Linked DNA regions of Homo sapiens: regions 2 and 3 are each linked to region 1. Evidence: chromatin contacts called from ENCODE Hi-C or POLR2A ChIA-PET data. All regions are on one chromosome and are shown on one strand. The core of a region is the stretch at or near the end of the contact, and the rest is flanking DNA. Distances in the headings are between cores, read along the strand shown.

Region 1 (2,700 bases), core at 48-2,547:
CAGCCTCTCCGTGCTGCAGGGATCTTTAGAGAAGCAGGCCTGGCGCGGTGGCTCACGCCTATAATCCCAGCACTTCGGGAGGCCGAGACAGGTGGATCACTTGAGGTCAGGAGTTCGAGACCAGCCTGGCCAACATGGTGAAACCTCGTCTCTACTAAAAATACAAAAATTATGCGGGCATGGTTGCACACATCTGTAATCCCAGCTAGGCTGAGTCAGGAGAATCGCCTGAACCTGGGGAGGTAGAGGTTGCAGTGAGCCGAGATTGCGCCACAGCACTCCAGGCTGGGCGACAAAGCGAGACTCCGTCTCAAAAACAAAAAACAAAAACCACGAAGCTGGCAAGTGACAAGAGCAAAGGAGCAACTTTGCTTGGGAATCTAGGGCAGAACCCAGAACCTCCCAATCCGCGGAGAATGTTCCAGGTACTGGAAGGGTGGACGGCGCACCCAGTCCGGTCCCTGGGGGCGGACTGGGTGGCCAGGCCGGAGCTGGCAGTCAGGGGAGCCTGGGCAGCGCCTCGGTCCCCTTGGGGCCTTGACTTCCAGGACGTGAGAACGCCGCCAGTCCTGCCTCGTGGGCCGGAGCCTAGCAGGCCCCGGTAAAGGAATCACTCTGTGGGTTACACCTGTCCTCCGCGGAACTGAAGCTGCCCGGGCTCCAGGCGTGGACAGCGCAGCCCAGTAGGTGAGCAGGCAGGGGCGAGCAGGGCGGAGCGGGTGGGATTGGGCTGGGCGGGCGGGGTGGGGCGGGGCTGCGGAGTCCGCGCGGCAGTCCCCGCCACGGCCACCAGGGGGCGTACGTGCTTCGTGCTTCGGCACCCGCTCGCGGGCGGGAGTCTGGGTGGGGCGGGGTTGGCCGGGGCAGGGCGGTCCAAGTGGCCCGCGGGCGTGGACCCGGGAGGCCTCTGGCATCTGCCCCACCTGAGAGGTGGGAACCGGGCTGGGAGGGACGTAGATTCCTCATCGACGTGACCCTGGTAGGGAAAGAGCCCCCAAAACAGGGAGTTCGGTAGAGGCGCCAGAGCTGACATGGGCACTGCCGCAGTGCCAGCCACGGCCACCAAACTCTCCCAGCACGGCTGGGCGGCCAAGGCAGGGGTGACGACGAGAGGGGCGGCTCAGCCCACCTCCCCCGCTGATCTGTCGGGAAAGGAGGAAGAAGGGTCATGAAAGCCTCACACACCGCTAGGAGGGGGCATCCTGGAGCAGGGGGCTGGATCAGGACCCGGCTGGATGGGAAGGAGCTGGGTAAAGGGAGGGCACCCGGGTAGGGCGTGGCCCGGGCTGTGCGGGGAGCGGGGAGCGGGGAGTGGACTCAGGGGGAGGGGTCAGCGTTCTGGCTGGCCCGGGGGCACGTGGCCGGGGGGCAGGGTGGGAAGAGGGTGGGATGGTGGGGTGCTGGCTTGGGGCCAGGTCAGGCATCAGAGGCACAAAGTAAAGGATACAGAGAGAGGGGAAGGGAGAAAGGGAGAGACAGAGACCTGAAGCGGGAGGGCCGAGCGGCAGGGCGGGAGGCGAGGATAGTGGGTGGGGCTCGGGCTGCAGGGCTGGAGCCTGGGGGATCTGGAGCACAGGGGCAGGAGGAAGGGACCGGAAGGATACCTGGGCCTGCAGGGCGTTCCCTGCGGAGATTGATTGAGTGAAGACTGCGACGTCCACCTTCAGGGCTCTCTCTAGCTCCCTCTTCCTGTCTCCTATCACTTGCTCTGGGGGAAGCCAGCGGGTTGTTTTGAGCTGCCCTCTCCTTTGGAGAGCCCCACCTGGCTGGGAACCGAAGCCCTGAACCAACAGCCAGCAAGAGCTGAGGCTTGGCGACCACCAGCGCGTGAGCCGGCTGTGGATGCCCGGACCCGGTGCAGCTGAGAATGGCTGCGGCAGGCCTCATCAGCGATCCTGAGCCGCAGCAGCCTGAGAGCAGCTTCCCGGGCTCCTGACCCTTGGAAACTGGGAAATAGATGGGAATGCGGGTTTGCTGCTTTAAGGTTCTAAGTTTTGGGTGTAATCCATTATGCAGCAATAGATACCTAATAGTCTGTGGTTTTTTGGAACCACTGTATTTTCCCCATACTGCTTATCTCTTAACTAGTTTTATGTGAGATAGAAAAATAGGCCGGGCACAGTGGCTCACGCCTGTAATCCCAACACTTTAGGAGGCCGAGGCAGGAGGATCACTTGAGCCCAGGAGTTCCAGACCAGCTTGAGCAACATAGGGAGACCCGTCTCTACAAAAAATGTAAAAATCAGCCCAGCGTGATGGCACACGTCTGTGGTCCCAACCACAAGAGAGGCTAAGGTGTGAGAGCCACTTGAGCCCAGGAGGTTAAGGCTGCAGTGAGCCAAGATTGTGACATTACACTCCAGTCTGGGCTGCAGAACGTGACCCTGTCTCAAAAAATAATAATAATAATTTGTAGCATATTTAAGGCACTGCTATAAATTTTTTAATTTTCTACTTATTACAACTAAACCTAATCTTAAATGATTCTATAATAAAGACTGGAAATAAGAATAGAATGGGAAATTCGTTTCCTATTCTTTCTGTCTGTCATTCTAGCTTTGACTTCCATTTGGAAGGCCACCTCATGGTTCAATACAGTGGCTGGAGCTCCAGAGAAAAGGTGCTCATCTCTCAGCCGACAGCTCCTTTTTTTTTTTTTTTTTTTTTTTTTTTTTTTTGAGACAGGGTCTCATCTGTCAT
Region 2 (2,700 bases), core at 109-2,608, 180 kb after region 1:
GCTCAAGTCAGAGTGAAAATAGAATCAAAGTAAAATGTGGCTTAATTGTGAGTAAAAATGGAACATAAGAAAAGAAAAATCCATTTGACCTAGGATAATTCTCTTTCAAAGAGTGTATGAGTGATGATATCAGACATGGAAAGAAAAAAAATACCCTCCCACACCACTGGGCTCTACAGTTGAAAAAAAAAAAAAATGAAGCTATAGTTGTACATGTAGTTCCATCTCCAGACCCCGACTACAGACCAAAATACAGAAAATGAAATATAATACAAAACAGCAGGTAAAAGTTATGAACCATGACAATGAAAAAGCAAAGATAAGGCTGACAGAAATTTGGAGGCGGGAGAGGGACAGAAAGGTGGAAGAATGGCTAGGAGTATAGAGTATTAATATCCTATCCTTACATGGTGAGGGAGTCAGGAGACATTATTAGCAGGAGATGGAAACAGTATTACAATGTAACTATCAAAAGTACAAGGGAAAGGAAAAGTACTAAAAAAATAAGTACCTTATATTCCATAAAAGAAAGTCAAGCTGGGTGTGGTGGCTCACGCCTGTAATCTCAGCACTTTGGGAGGCTGAGAAGGGCGGATCACGAGGTCAGGAGGTAGAGACCATCCTGGCTAACACGGTGAAACCCCGTCTCTACTAAAAATACAAAAAGTTAGCCGGGCGTGGTGGCGGGCACCTGTAGTCCCAGCTACTCGGGAGGCAGAGGCAGGAGAATGGCGTGAACCCGGGAGGCGGAGCTTGCAGTGAGCCGAGATTGTGCCACTGCACTCCAGCCTGGGCGACAGAGCGAGACTCCTTCTCAAAAAAAAAAAAAAAAAAAAAAAGTCAATAATGCCCATTTGATAAATCAAGAAATAGTGGTATAGACATATTATTTAGAGTTATGGAGGCATTACTGTTTGATGATACTATAAACAAAACAGTTAAACTATAAACAAAAAACAGCTAATTGTCTCTGAAAAGTGGGACTCGGGATGGGGAAAGAGTGGCAAAAGACTATTGATTTTTATTGTAAGTCCTTCTATTTCATCTTTTATTATATGAATGTATTACTTTGACTTTTAACAAAATGAGCTTTAAAAACAAATAGCTATGATATAGTCTTCCAAACTGATCCTTTTGAAAATTAAAATTAAATGACATGTTAGAGCAAACTGTCACTAGATAAATAAAGCTCCCTTCTTACGTTAAGAACTGAGAACAGCACAGTTCAAGTTTAGAAGTGGCCTTGCCTTGAGGAAGACAAACTCCTAATTTGCGGCATCTAAAACTAACAAAATTGTATGACTAATCAAATATTTTTCATACCAATAGGTTAACTTTGTAAATATTCCTTAATACTAATAACACGATAATCCAGTTAACAATGATGCTTTTATATAATGCTTAAGAAAAATAAGCTTTGGGCTGGGCGTGGTGGCTCACGCCTGTAATCCCAGCACTTTGGGAGGCCAAGGCTGGGGGATCGCGAGGTCAGAAGTTTGAGACTAGCCTGACCAACATGGTGAAACCCTATCTCTACTAAAAATACAAAAATTAGCCAGGGGTGGTGGCTTTAATTCCAGCTATTCTGGAGGCTGAGACAGGAGAATCACTTAAACCTGGGAGTCGGAGGTTGCAGTGAGCAAAGATCGCACCACTGCACTCCAGCCTGGGCAACACAGCGAGACTCTGTCTCAAAAAAAAAAAAAAAAGCAAGAAAAGAAAAAAAAGCTTTACCACACAACTTCATAATGACTTAGGGATGAGTGGATGATTTTATGAAAATACTGTAAGCGCCAGGCATGGTGGCTCATGCCCGTAATCCCGAGAGGCCAGAGGCGGGCAGATCGCGAGGTCTGGAGTCAGCCGGGCCAACATGGTAAAACCCCGTCTCTACTAAAGATACAAAAAATTAGCCGGACATGGTGGCACATGACTGTAATCCCAGCTACTCTGGAGACTGAGGCAGGAGAATTGCTTGAACCCGGGAGGCGGAGGTTGCAGTGAGCCAAGATCGCGCCACTGCATTCTCCAGCCTGGGCGACAGGGTGCGACTCCATCTCGAAGAAAAAAAGAAAAGAAAATACTGTAAGCTCACTGAAGTCAGGGCTCGGGTCCATAAAGTCTCTATGAATAGATCTATCATAATGTGCTCTTTGATAAATGATTGTGGGTAATCAGCTGCACATTTTAATAACTAAAGCTACACCCAGGCAGTTACAGTTTCTGTAACTCTCCTACAAGGTTATGCTTGCTGTTTATCTCTCTCTCTCCGTCTCACTTCCAAGCCCTGTCTTCTATTCTTGTCAGAGTTGCACTATTCCTCGCTCTGGGGCTGAGCCTGCCAACCATGTTTTCCAGACTTTACTGCCAGTATCCTGTTAGGTTTTGCCTAGGGAGACTGGAAGGGGAGAGAAGAAGGGATTTCTTTGCTGTTTTCATTGTTATAATATCAGCATTGCTCCAGCAAGAGGAGTGTTGCACCTCCCAACTCCAGCTGTGCCTCTTCTCTCCTGGTGGTTGAGTACCAGCTGAATGGCATTCCACTAGGAGATCAGATTACCAGCTGCAGGAGGACCTCTCTGAGCTTCCAGGTTCTTCTCTTCTGTTCCCCCAAACCTAGGGGTGGTAGTGCTTCCTATCTGGATTACCCCAGTGTCTTTTGTGCTCTTTCATCTTGTAACACCTGTGTACCCAGTTCCC
Region 3 (2,700 bases), core at 56-2,555, 230 kb before region 1:
TCAGCTCCAGTACCTGATTTTTCTCAGGAGAATGTGCAAACTAAATTAGATTCTCCTATTATAACCTTGGTACATCCTTGGAGCACTTGTAATCATAATTTTAAAACTATAGGAAAATTTGACATCTAACTCCACCAAGATCTACAGCTTCTTTGCTCACGACTGTCATTGCTAGTGCCTAGAGACTATCAATAGGATGCTTTCGGCCGGGCGCGGTGGCTCATGCCTGTAATCCCAACACTTTGGGAGGCCGAGGCGGGCGGATCACCTGAGGTCAGGAGTTCAAGGCTAGCCTGACCAACATGGTGAAATCCCGTCCCTACTAAAAATACAAAAAAAAAAAAAAAAAATTGCTGGGCGTGTTGGCGAATGCCTGTAATCCCAGCTGCTCGGAAGGCTGACGTAGGAGAATCGCTTGAACCCGGGAGGCAGAGGTTGCAGTGAGCCGAGATCGCGCCATTGCACTGCAGCCTGAGCAACAAGAGCGAAACTCCATCTCAAAAAAAATAAATAGGACGTTTTCAATAAATATTTGTTGGACTAAGGAAGGAGTATCAATAGTGTCAAATGCCACAGACTTCTAAATCCATCCATAACACGGTTTCCAACAAGGATTCTAAATTATTTGCTCTCCAATGAGGGTCACCATTTCCTCGCTTGTAGAAAGGTGCAACTTAGGAGGGTCGTATGAGTTAATTTATTTTTATTTTTATTTTTTTTGAGTCGGAGTTTTGCTCTTGTCGCCCAGGCTGGAGTGCAGTGGCGCAATCTCGGCTCACTGCAACCTCCGCCTCCCGGGTTCAAGCGATTCTCCTACCTCAGCCTCCCTAGTAGCTGGGATTACAGGCGCCCGCCAGCAAGTCCAGCTAATTTTTGTATTTTTGGTAGAGATGGGGTTTCACCATGTTGGCCAGGCTGGTCTCGAACTCCTGACCTCAGGCGATCCGCCCACCTCGGCCTCCCAAACCGCTGGGATTACAGGCATGAGCCACGGCGCCCGGCCGTATTAGTTAATATTACTTGAAAATTAAGTTGAGCCCCTCATCCCTGCTGAATTTGGACTGACAGCGTTCTAAAAATCTCTTATCAACCTAAATATGCTAGTTGATAAAGGAAACGATTAATCAAGATTGTCCTAAACAGTACAGCCCTCCTTAAGCTCGCTCTAAGGTTCTAAAATGATGAGAAAAGGCGTGGGCCCCGCGGTTAGACTTTCCCAGCCAGGCTGCCTCAAGAGGCGGATATTAACCTCCCAGGACGGAAGTTCCGGAGCCTTCAAACTCTCGGGGAAGCAACTCGGCAGCGGACCAAGATGGCGGCGCCCTGTGAGGGACAAGCGTTTGCCGTAGGGGTTGAAAAGAATTGGGGTGCAGTAGTTCGCTCCCCAGAAGGGACCCCCCAGAAAATCCGGCAGCTGATAGATGAGGGGATTGCCCCGGAAGAGGGAGGCGTGGACGCGTGAGTTCACGAGTTAACCCTGGGTCCGGCGTTGGAAGATTGAAGAAGGCTTGGGGAAGGGGTGGCGGGTTGGGGGAGGTTCCCCTCGGTCGGCGACTCGGGCAGTGGGGATGGCTTCTTAGAATCTGAAAGAAACTCTGGTTACTATGTTTGATCGGCTTTGATCTTCCCCTCGGGGTGTACCAGATTCCCAACCGCAGCCGAAATTTTGTCATCGGACATTATTTTTGGAAGTAAAGAGGACCGTTAACTGAATGAGTTCACTTGACTTCTCTTAATTGGGGATTCTTAACCTTTTTTTGTGCCGTGGACCCCTTTGGCTCTCTGGAGAAGCTTATTAACTCTCAGAATATTTTTAAATGCTTAAAGTAAATTACATAGGATTATAAAGGAAACCAGTTAGATTGGAATGTAGTTATCAAGATGGTAAAAGGAAAAAGTTACGCAGTAACAATGCTTTTTATTAAAGAGTCCATAATATCTAGTAGTATGTGTTGTCAACCATAATTTTGAAGTAGTGATGAGCACAAAGGTATTTGAAGACATGCAACCACCATAATGTGGGAACATTATTTCCATTGGTGACAAATTAGCAGGTACTGCTAATACTACTATGGTGTTTTTACCTTCATTCATAATTGAAGAAAATGCTAAATCTTGTCATTTAGAGAGAAATAAATGTCATTTTTACCCATCCAAGTTTATGGATGCTGTGAATTTTTTTTGGCCTAGAACCACACCCGCTTGAGGCTCTCTATGAATCTCTGAGAGTCTTAGAGTAAGTTTATTTCTTTTGAGCTATAATCGTTGATGTAATCCTATTTTTATTAAAATAATGCCTGTCGCCGGGCGCGGTGGCTCACGCCTATAATCCCAGCACTTTGAGGAGGCTGAAGCGGGCAGATCACGAGGTCAGGAGATCAAGACCATCCTGGCTAACACGGTGAAACCCCATCTCTACTAAAAATACAAAAAATTAGCCGGGCGTGGTGGCCCGCGCCTGTAGTCCCAGCTACTCGGGAGGCTGAGGCAGGAGAATTGGTTGAACCTGGGAGGCGGAGGTTGCAGTGAGCCGAGATCGCGTCACTGCACTCCAGCCTGAGTGACAGAGTGAGACTCCGTCTCTAAATAAATAAATAAATGCTTGTCTTTCAGCAATTCCCCAGGCACTGTTGAAATGCCTTCCACTGAAAATGAGAGAATTGCTTTGCTGAGTTTTTTTCTCCCTGATTTTTTTTTCAT

Evidence for each region. A loop is a pair of places that touch in the nucleus more often than their neighbours do. ChIA-PET counts read pairs that join two places held with the same protein, here RNA polymerase II (POLR2A). Pooled maps may share reads with other maps.
Region 2: a loop to region 1 is called in a map of CD14-positive monocyte, with 2.8 times the contacts of the local background. The contact joins two enhancer-like sites. A Hi-C loop is called at or near these places in 3 of 168 maps with a recorded cell type or tissue (CD14-positive monocyte, heart left ventricle and mammary epithelial cell), 1 of 37 single-sample maps with no recorded cell type and 14 of 50 pooled maps. POLR2A ChIA-PET finds 5 or more read pairs at or near these places in 7 of 52 experiments (BJ, CD8-positive, alpha-beta T cell, Caco-2 and 4 more).
Region 3: a loop to region 1 is called in a pooled map, with 4 times the contacts of the local background. The contact joins the promoter of ZC3HC1 here to the enhancer-like site in region 1. A Hi-C loop is called at or near these places in 6 of 50 pooled maps. POLR2A ChIA-PET finds 5 or more read pairs at or near these places in 2 of 52 experiments (WTC11 and endothelial cell of umbilical vein).

The regions. Positions count from the first base shown.
Region 1 is chr7:129,824,013-129,826,712 of GRCh38, reverse strand. No RefSeq gene overlaps it. Among named protein-coding and RNA genes, the nearest start is that of MIR183, 50 kb to the right of the region's middle. RefSeq lists an enhancer at 287-336 and silencers at 657-1,006, 1,307-1,386, 1,457-1,506. Within about 2 kb of position 1,297, at least 24 of the 41 ENCODE cell types and tissues checked have a DNase peak (open chromatin) inside an H3K27ac peak, as active enhancers do.
Region 2 is chr7:129,646,414-129,649,113 of GRCh38, reverse strand. All of the region lies in intron 1 of NRF1 (nuclear respiratory factor 1), which reads right to left. Among named protein-coding and RNA genes, the nearest start is that of NRF1, 36 kb to the right of the region's middle. Within about 2 kb of position 1,358, at least 2 of the 41 ENCODE cell types and tissues checked have a DNase peak (open chromatin) inside an H3K27ac peak, as active enhancers do.
Region 3 is chr7:130,049,979-130,052,678 of GRCh38, reverse strand. ZC3HC1 (zinc finger C3HC-type containing 1) reads left to right here and starts at 1,305. Exons shown (of 10, transcript NM_016478.5): 1 at 1,305-1,458. The coding sequence starts at 1,313. RefSeq lists enhancers at 992-1,181, 1,242-1,551, 1,179-1,971.